Linked DNA regions of Homo sapiens: region 2 is linked to region 1. A link is a loop called in an ENCODE intact Hi-C map of the cell type or tissue named here. Cell type or tissue: Calu3. All regions are shown on one strand. Each heading gives the region's core, and the rest is flanking DNA. Links, peaks and the distances in the headings are about the cores only.

Region 1 (5,386 bases), core at 282-5,281:
CCTCCCTTACTAGCTAAATTACTTTCAATTATTTACATCCTCTGGGCCTCAGTTTCCTCATTCGGAAATTGGTTAATAAAATACATTTCACAGATGAGGCTTAAATAGCTATCTGTAAAGTACTTACAACAACATCTGGTAAGTGCTCAGTAAATACCAACCCTTCCTATTTTTGTCTGAAACAAAAGAGAGAAAGAGGTTTAATAATGGGAACTATGAAAGAGGATCACCAACTTGGGAAAAAAAACGTAAGGATGTCTACTTCAATTAAGTGTAACAATTAAGACTTTTTAAAGACCCTGTGTAGGCCGGGTGTAGTGGTTCACACCTGTAATTCCAGCACTTTCGGAGGCCGAGGCGGGCAGATCACTTGAGGCCAGGAGTTCAAGACCAGCCTGGCCAACATGACGAAACCCCACCTCTACTAAAAAAAAGAAACAAACAAAACAGAAATTAGCAGGGTGTGGTGGTGCACACCTGTAATCCCAGTTACTGGGGAGGCTGAGGCATGAGAATTGTTTGAACCTGGGAGGTGGAGTTTGCAGTGAGCTGAAATCACGCCACTGCACTCCAGCCTGGGTGACAGAGCAAGATACTGTGTTAAAAAAAAAAAAGAAAAAAAAAAAGACTGGACGCGGTGGCTCACGCCTGTAATCCCAGCACTTTGGGAGGCCGAGGCGGATGGATCACGGGGTCAGGAGATCGAGACCATCCTGGCTAGCGTGGCGAAACCCTGTCTCTACTAAAAAAAAAATACAACAAAAATTAACTGGGCGTGGTGGCGAGTGCCAGTAGTCCCAGCTACTGGGAAGGCTGAGGCAGGAGAATGGCTTGAACCCAGGAGGCAGAGCTTGCAGTGAGCCAAGATTGCGCCACTACATTCCAGCTGGGCAACAGAGCAAGACTCCATCTCAAAAAAAAAAAAAAAAACCGTGTAAATATTTCAGTTTGGATTTGGTTTCTGTTGGGTTCTTTTGGGTAATATGACTTCCCTGGCTACATAATGAGACTTTATAGGAAAGCGGGAATACCTACCTTAATAGTTTGTGTACAGATTTCATTTAAAAGCCAGGCCCCACACTCCTGCCCCTTTTCAGTAAAATCGAAATGCCTGAGTGCGGTGACTCATTTCTGTAATCCCAGCACTTTGGGGGCTGAGGTGGGAAGATCATTTGAGCCCAGGGATTCGAGACCAGCCTGAGCAACACAGGGGAACCCCGTATCCACAAAAGAAAAAATATTTTAATTAGCTGGGGGTGGTGGCATGTGTCTGTGGTCCCAGCTACTTGGGAGGCTGAGGTGGGAGGATAGCTTGAGCCCAGGATGCGGAGGCTGCAGTGACAGCACCACTATAGCACCAATGTACTCCGGCCTGGGTGACAGAGCATGACAGTCTCAAAAAAAAAAAAATGCAAAACCTAAAACCCTCAATCTTGCTTCTTTTCTATTAGATGCTTCATGAAATTCAGCATTTTATCTCAATACGAAATTCAGCATTTTATCTCAATATCCCAAACTTTTCAGCTATTTTATGTTATCCTCTGTCCTTAACAGCTCAGACTATACTTCAGGGTAGAACTCCCCTTTAGGAAATAATGGCCCGCATCTTCAATTGAGAGGTATCTCAACTGAGTAAACATTGTACTTGACAGATAACTTAGCCACAGTACACTCTACTGCATGAAAGCCTCAGCTTCTGTTTACCTGTCTTTGAACTTGTTTTATATTTAAAGCATCTGTTAGTAAAGCAAGATGTCAAAGGAGATCAACTCTACCACACACTGGGAGCAATGAGTGGAGAAGACACAATTGGTGGGTCCACTTGGAAGGATCAAGGACCCTAGGTTTTGCTCTTCAAGTTTTTCCTCTTCGTATGATTTTTGCTCTGCATGTCATCAGCACATTCATCTTTTGGGGGCCTTCCACGTGCTTAAAGCTGCATGCGAAAATGATTTTCTTGTTATCGGAGGAGGTAGGTTGCTTCCTACATATATAATTGGTTTGATTAATTCAGCTAAGAGTTCATGAAGAGACAGCAATTTGCTGTAATCAGTCACACATATGCACACCTTTAACCTTTTAATTTACGTGCATATGCATGGCTGCCTTTAATTTACGCCCTAGTTTCATTTCTAAAGTTACATGCAGATGAATTTTTTTCTTTCAAACTATTGCATATTTCGAACTATTTTGACCTTGTCTCTGTTGATATGTTGGGGCTGATCATTGTTGGGGGTCTTCCTGTACATTGTAGGATATTCTGAAACATCCCCAGTCTCTACCACTAGATGCCAGTAGCAAACGCTACCCTCAGTTGTGACAACCAAAAATGTCTCCAAACATTGCGAATGTCCCCTGGTGGTGGTAAAATTGCCCCCGTTAAGAACCACTCATCAACTGCTATTGTCCTATAACTTTTAAATAACAAATGTTTGATTCTCATTTTGAATATTAGTAATACATATTTAGCCTTCATTTTCCCCCCTGATTTTGTACCTTGCTTGTCTCTGCCCATGGATAGAAGACCATTATATAAGTATAGTAAAGTCTTAATTTGAGATTGTTGAGTTATGAAAACGATAACCAAATAGCTGTGTGATAATGCAAGTCATTAAAAGTGAAACTGAGCTATTGCATTGTATGTGCACCTGTTCCATAGTTCACTTTAGTGTGCTGAATTATATTACCTGACTCTGCTAGAGTCTTTCCACTTACACTCCCTCCAGAATGCCTGCATCAGGTAAGGCCCATAGAAGCCTCAAGACAAAAGCAAGTCATTGCCTAATTATGGATGATGCCATCGTTATGCACAGCAGGTGCAATTCAGGTCCCGGGAAGCCATAGGAATTGAACAATACTGCCTCTGTGTAACCTGATTGCCAAGGAAGTAAAAACAACCTGTATTCAAAATACAGATATCTGTGGCATTGGGGCCAGCCCTAGATTAGCTTGTCAAGTATGCCCAGGTCACCTTCGGTCACGGGCTTCATCTTTTCAGCATCCTTCTTGCTCCCAAGTCCAGTCTTTCTCCTGCCCCAGAGCAGCTTCTGAGGATCCACCCACCTGAGCCTGTCACTCCAGTGGTTCCTGGTGCTCTAACCATTCTCCCATGTATATTGACCTTTCTGGATCCTATTTCTGGCTGGTCTCACAAACTAATCTGCAGTAGTCTAGATCAGCATTTCTAAACTGGTGGTCTGTGGGTCAAGGCCACTCCCCTGAAACATACATTTCTTTAGCCAACAAGGTGTTTCTAAACTCTTTGGTTAAACTGCTAACATTAATAAACCCAGAAATCTCATCTATTAATAAAAATTTCAGATTTCCAGCTTCTCTGAAAGAATCTGCAAGTGATACTGCTGGTATTGAAATAGTTGGCCATAGCCTATTTTAACAGATCTGATTCTGATTGTGGACCCTTCATCGCAGAGCTTGCACCCTCATTTATTTGTGTGACCTGTCTCGCCCCTGTAGCCATCTGAGTGTGTGATCCTCTCATTTAGATCCCAGAGATTAGATTTGTGTGATAATGTTGTAATTATTTCTGGAACACAAAATCAGCAAGGATAATGGAGGATGTAATAAAATTTAACACAATAACTTTTTTTTCTTTTAGACTGAATCTCACTCGCTCTGTCACCAGACTGGAGTGTAGTGGCGCGATCTTTGCTCACTGCAACCTCCGCGTCCCGGGTTCAAGTGATTATTGTGCCTCAGCCTCCCAAGTAGCTGGGACTACAGGCGTGCGCCACCACGCCCGGGTAATTTTTGTATTTTTAGTAGAGAAGGGGTTTCATCATGTTGGCCAGGATGGTCTCGAACTCCTGACCTTGTGATCTGCCTGCCTCCGCCTCCCAAGGTGCTGGGATTACAGCTGTGAGCCACCACGCCCAGCCCCACAATAACTAACTTTTTAATGCTGTTAAAGTACTTTTCATGGACGTAATTATTTAAATAATAGACATTCATCAAGGGCCTCTTTTATCAACAGCTTTTTTTTTTTTTTGAGATGGAGTCTCGCTCTGTCACCCAAGCTGGAGTGCAGTGGCGTGTACTTGGCTCACTGCAAACTCCACCTCCTGGGTTCACACCATTCTCCTGCCTCAGCCTCCCAAGTAGCTGGGACTACAGGCGCCTGCCACCAAGCCTGGCTAAATTTTTTTTTTTTTTTTTTTGGTATTGTTAGTAGAGATGGGGTTGCACCGTGTTAGCCGGGATTGTCTTGATCTCCTGACCTCATGATCTGCCCGCCTCAGCCTCCCAAAGTGCTGGGATTACAGGCGTAAGCCACTGCGCCCGGCCTCAACAGGTATTTTTTAAGTGCTATAATCAAATACCAGTCACAGTTTAAAGCATTTCCCATAAAATATTTCATCCAATTCTCACAGCAACCATAACAAGAAGGTACCATTATTATTCTCTTATTGGGAATAAGGAAACTGAGGCACAGAGAGGGTAAGAAACTTGTTCCCATGTCCCACCACCCAAAATTCCAGATGGAAAGGAATTGAAAGGCCTGACTCCACACTCGAAGCCAAGCTTACCTGGGCTGTTTACTGCCTCTGAAATTAAGTCAATTCTCATAAAAACTCTAAGAAGCCATAATTATTACTACTCTGCCTTTCAGATGAGGGAATTAGAGCTCAGAGAATTAAGAAACTCTCCTGAAAGTACTTGTCAAAGCACTGCAGATGAGAAGCTTTTTACAGTTGACACCAGCTTCCCACAGAGTCAGCCCAAAGCCGCTAGGCTGGGGTTTCGGTACCACCAATCACCAATGGCTGCAGCATCCCTTCCCCAAAGACCCTAAACCAAAGGAGACATGCGTAGGGGTCTGCTCTGCTCTAGCCCCCAAACCTTGTTCAGGATCAGCACAGGCAGCCAGGATGGCATTTTTTGTTTGTTTGTTTTTTGAGACAGAATCTTGCTGTCGCCCAGGCTGCAGTGCAGTAGTGCCATCTTGGCTCACTGCAACCTCTGCTTCCAGGGTTCAAGTGATTCTCGTGCCTCAGCCTCCCGAGTAGCTGAGATTACAGATGTGCACCACCATGCCTGGCTAATCTTTGTATTTTTAGTAGAGATGGTGTTTCACCATGTTGGCCAGGCTGGTCTCGAACTCCTAACCTCAGGTGATCCGACAGCCTCGGCCTCCCAAAGCGCTGGAATTACTGGTGTCAGCCACCACGCCCGGCCTAGGATGGCATTTTCTATTCACCAAGCCAAGAAGTCACACCACCTGAAGGCAAGACCCATTGTCCAGGGCCCATGCCAAGCCAAATGAACTTGCCATGCCCTGGGAGGCTGCTCCTGTTCTACTGAGGTGCAGAAGAAGCAGAAGTGGGAGCCACGAGTAGAGTAGGAAAATGGGACAGTTGGAGGATAATTG
Region 2 (5,386 bases), core at 86-5,085, 200 kb after region 1:
GCATTTATACACGTTAGAGTTTGTATGTATATGTGATTTTTTTAAATGGTGGTATTTTTGAGTTATTGTCCCATATAATTATTTAGTTAGTTAGTTAGTTAGTTAGTTATGTTTTTTGAGATGGAGTCTCTCTGTGTTGCCCAGGCTGGAGTGCAGTGGCGCGATCTTGGCTCACTGCAACCTCTGCCTTCCGGGTTCAAGTGATTCTCCTGCCTCAGCCTCCCAAGTAGCTGGAACTACAGGCACGTGCCACCACCCCTGGCTAATTTTTGTGTTTTTGGTAGAGAGGAGGTTTCACCATGTTGGCCAGGCTCGTCTCCAACTCCTGACCTCAAGTGATCTGCCTGCCTTGGCCTCCTAAAGTGCTGGGATTATAGGCGTGACCCACTGTGCTCAGCCAAGGATTTGTGTATTAATATTTTATTTTAAATTTTATGATTGCTTTTAGACAATTATTTCATGTCATTAAACATATATGCAAATATGTATATATATATGTATTTGTGTGTATACATATGTGTATATATATATGCACACACACACACACACATATTCCTCAAGTTTCTTATGCTACCATAAAGTTTTGTCAGGAGCTTGAGTGGCTGTAAGAGGAACCAGATAAGAGAGAACAATAGTGTATTAAGGGAAGAGAGTGCGAAGGAGAGATGAGAACCAAGAAATCCATCTATGATGACTTTGAAAATGGAATTGGAGATCTGCCTGGGGATGCCACACTCCACTTCTTCACATTCATGTGAGACATGGGGAAGGCCAAGGGTTGAGAACAGGACGCCCTTCCCATGAGAAGAGCAGTCTGATTGTCTTGAGTGGCACAGTTAAGACCCAAAAATACAGTGGTTAAAAGAAATGGGCCGGGCGTGGTGGCTCACACCTGTAATCCCAGTACTTTGGGAGGCCAAGGCGGGTGGATCATGAGGTCAAGAGATCGAGGTAATCCTGGTCAACATGGTGAAACCCCGTCTCTACTAAAAATACAAAAATTAGCTGGATATGGTGGTACGCACCTGTAGTCCCAGCTACTCGTGAGGCTGAGGAAGGAGAATCGTTTGAACCCAGGAGGCAGAGGTTGCAGTGAGCTGAGATCCTGCCACTGCACCCCAGCCTGGTGACAGAGTGAGACTCCGTCTCAAAAAAAAAAAAAAAGAAAAAAGAAAGAAAGAAAGAAATGGAATGTTGGAGGGGACTGGCAGGTGGAAAATTTCAGACTTAACATGATAAGTAATAGGAAGCCACTGTAGCTTCCAAGTGAGGTATCTATCAGACAGGTCCTGGAAAACAACTAGATAAGTAAGTTTAAATCAACCAGGGGGAAAAAAGATTAAATGCCTTTTAACAATCATAATTAAAATTAATTAAAATATCCAAAGTAGAAATATAATTTGGATTTTTCCCAACCTCGACAAAATAAAATATTTGATTCTGGATAACCACTGGTACTTGCTACTTTCAGATAATTCATTCTTATTCTAATCATGCTCCCCAGTTAAAAATATAGCATATCAGGATTTGAATCTGATTTTAAGTTCTTAAACTTCAAGTTGACTGTATAAAAGCTAGAGAAAAAATACTTAATTAGTATAACATTTAATGTTTTATAGGAGAAAATTTTGCTCTACAAGTTCCCAAATAATATATACCACCAAAGTTTTTATTCAAAACACAGACAATAATACATGAATTCACTTGAAGAATAATATTCTCTCCCATTGGGTCTTGTCAGCAAATGTCTAATAGTAGTTTATAAAAAGAGCCCACTGTAGCATTGATTAGTTGTTACTATTTTTTTGGAAATTAAGAGTGGATCATGGAAAGAACATTAGTTATTAATTTACAAACTGAGCTTGGGGTGAGACCTCAGGGCAGGGGCACAACCTTTCTGTGTGTAACTTAAACAAGGTAGTTTGGGCCAAACTGATTGGTCCAATCAAGCTCTCCAATCAAATGTTCATATGTGTGTGTGTTTTGCCAACATTTTTTTTACCATTGGTTTTATGTGACTTGGCACATAAAACACTTGGCGCCATGTGTATGGTCATATACAGGGCATATTTGTCACTACACTGGCACCATGATCTATGGTCACATGGGGTCACCTGACACATTTATATAACCTGCCTAGCCTCTTACGGCATTTGAATCAGGCTACTGGAATAAGACCTACTTCACCTTCAAAAATTGTCATAAACTGGCACTCACTGAATCCACCAGGGGTCAGCACACCAAGCATTATCACCCCAATATTGATAGGAATTGAACAAAGAACAAAAATTTAGAAAGCTGAGAAAAGCCAAATATCCTTTGAAATGTGCATTTGCCCATAATTTTTTTTTTCCATTCAGGTCAGGCAAGTTGCCATATTTATGTTTGTTTTCAGCTGCTTCTGTCCTTCCCTCTGAGGACCAGGAACTCAGCAGTCATTAACCCTGATTTCAACTGAAGATGACTCCACAGGTTAACCTTTCAACTTATTTCCCTTGCACAAAACCCGTGGCAAATACAGATATCCCATAAAAAGGGAAAACTGTTATGAGAGAGTCTGGATGAAGAACAAAATAAATTATTTCATGGACCAGAAATTGATCGGAAATGCAATGCTATACAACAGCCAAAGCCACACGAAAACCCTCACTAAAATAATTATTGCAGAATATACTTCAGTAGGAAGGAAAATAAAAAACGTAGAGGAAAGATATGGAACGCAAAATAAGGAGGGGAATCACAGAAATTGATAAAGTATAAATGAATCTTTATAAACCATTGACTATAAAAATATTCTCAATTTTTATTTGTTGTGCTCTAAGAAGTACAAAACTAAAACTCTCTAGATAATAATAAATTGAAGAGGAAATGTAAATGTGAAGTTAATATGTGCTAAGGACTTTTTGCCGTTGTTCAGAACAAAAAAGTAAAATTACTAAGCATTTTGTATTATTTAGAAAAATATATGATGAATATGTATGTTGACAACTAAAGGTAAATAGTCAAAAAATGAAAACACTATAAGTAACTTCCAAAACAAAAGGGGGTAATATAGCAAGCTTCACTAATTCAATAAACTATTAAAAAAAGGAAAGAAAAGAAAGACAAATGAAGGTGAACAGAAAATCAAAACTAGGAGGGTAGAAATCATTTTAAATCAATCAATAATACAAAATTAGAAAATGGAGTAAGCTTGCTATAAAAAAGTAAGAGACTGTATGATTAAGTTTTTAAAAACTCTAGGCATAGTGCCTTGGTCTGTTCCAGCTGCTGTAACAAAGTACCATCAACTCTGTATAAACAGCAGAAATTTATTTCTCATAGTTCTGGAAGCTGGGAAGTCCATCATCAAGGCAACAGCAGACAGGTTTTCTAGTGACGGCTCACTTTGTGGTTCATAGATGGAGCCTTCTAGACATGTTCTCACATGGTAGGACAAGGCAGATCCCTGGAGCCTCTTTTATAAAGACATTGATTTCACTCTCATGACCTAATCACTGCTGAAAGGGCCTACCTCCTAATACCATCACATTGGTAATTAAATTTCAATATACAAATTGTGGGGGTATAACATTCAGACTATAGCATATAGTATTCTTTTTTTTTTTTTTTTTTTTTTGAGACAGAGTCTTGCTCTGTTGCTCAGGCTGGAGTGCAGTGGGAAGATCTCAGCTCACTGCAACCTCCGCCTCCTGGGTTCAAGCAGTTCTCCTGCCTCAGCTTCCCGAGTTGCTGGGATTACAGGCATGTGTCACCACCGGCTAATTTTTGTATTTTTAGTAGAGACGGGGTTTTACCACGTTGGCCAGGCTGGTCTCGAACTCCTGACCTCAGGTGATCCACTTGCCTCGGCCTCCCAAAGTGCTGGGATTACAGGCGTGAGCCGCTGCGCCTGGCCAGCATATAGCATTCTTATAGAAAATACACACAAAATGAAATCAATGAGATAAATTGAAACTAAAGGGATGGAGAAACTTGTCTCATGCAAACAGTAATCAGATAATAAACCTAAAAAGCTGGAATAGCAATATCGATTTTAGACAAAATATAATTTATATTATACTATATATAAATACATTAATTTTTACATAAAATATTATATAAATAAAAAAGGAAAGAACTTAAAAGTAAGAGAAACATATAGTACTCTTGAACTTATAGGCACCTGAAAGATGGACCATACTCATTTTCTGGTCACACTGAAACTAAATAATAAAAAAAGAAGGCCGGGCGCGGTGGCTTACACCTATAATCCCAGTACTTTGGGAGGCCAAGGCGAGCGGATCACCTGAGGTCAGGAGTTCGAGACCAGCCTGCCCAACATGGCGAAACCCCGTCTCTACTAAAAATACAAAAAAAAAATTAGCCAGGCGTGGTGGTGGGTGCCTGTAATCCCAGCTCCTCGGGAGGCTGAGGCAGGAGAACTGCTTGAACCCAGGAGGCGGAGGTTGCAGTGAGCTGAGATCTTCCCACTGCACTCCAGCCTGGGTGACAAGAGCGAAACTCCTCCTCAAAAAAAGAAAAAAAAAAAAAGAAAAAAAAAGAAACTAAATAAGAATTCAACAATAAAAAATACCAAAATGAGTAAATAAAAGTACTAATAAAATAAGTAATATACACACACATTTGGAAACTCTAAAATGTAATCCTGAATAATTTGTGGATTAATTTTAAAAAGATGGCACCATGGAAATGACAGCATATGTAAGACGAGAATACTAATAAATGTGTTACATACCAACATTTGTGGAATTCAGCAAAAAGTTATTAGAATTTCATTTTGTGGGAATAAATCCCAGTACTTTGCGAAGCCAAGGCAGGAGGATCACTTGAGGTCAAGAGTTCGAAACCAGCATGGCCAACATGGTGAAACCCTGTCTCTACTAAAAATACAAAAATTAGCCTGGTGTGGTGGCGCGTGCCTATAGTCCCAGTTATTTGGGAGTCTGAGGCAGGAGAATTGCTTGAACCCAGATGCAGAGGTTGGAGTGAGTCGAGGTGATTACACTGCACTCTAGTCTGGGCAACAGAGAGAGATTCCATCTCAGAAAAAAAAAAAAAAGAACAGGAGCAGAAAGTAACAAAGTATTAAAAAAAAGGAATGAGAATCAACAAAATCAAAAGCCGTTTTTTAATCTATAATAAGAAATAAGAAGAGGCAATATCTATTGATTTAGTAAGCATTTTTTAAACTACACATGAACATTTAAAACTTTGATAAAATATTTACTTTTCTTAAAAAATATATGAACTGCAGAAACTAATCCAAAACGACAAAGAAATTTTGAATAAACCCATAGCCATAACAGAAATTAAAGTAGCCCTCAAAAGGTTCTCCTAGCATTCTCTCTACCCCTTGAAAAAAGATTGTGTCTTCTAGACATGT

What was found. A loop is a pair of places that touch in the nucleus more often than their neighbours do. Peaks named below come from ENCODE experiments on the same cell type or tissue, not always from the same donor. Only the 100,000 strongest peaks of a DNase experiment are listed, where the experiment ranks them.
Region 2: a loop joins it to region 1, with 4 times the contacts of the local background. A loop is called at or near these places in 29 of 110 quality-filtered maps.

The regions. Positions count from the first base shown.
Region 1 is chr2:224,643,362-224,648,747 of GRCh38, reverse strand. The region is part of intron 2 of LOC105373909 (a long non-coding RNA gene); the gene reads right to left. Among named protein-coding and RNA genes, the nearest start is that of CUL3, 61 kb to the right of the region's middle. In Calu3, for the core only: a CTCF peak has its summit at 2,290 (motif pointing right); a DNase peak (open chromatin) is centred at 2,807.
Region 2 is chr2:224,446,451-224,451,836 of GRCh38, reverse strand. No RefSeq gene overlaps it. Among named protein-coding and RNA genes, the nearest start is that of FAM124B, 47 kb to the right of the region's middle. In Calu3, for the core only: a CTCF peak has its summit at 2,189 (motif pointing right); a DNase peak (open chromatin) is centred at 2,206.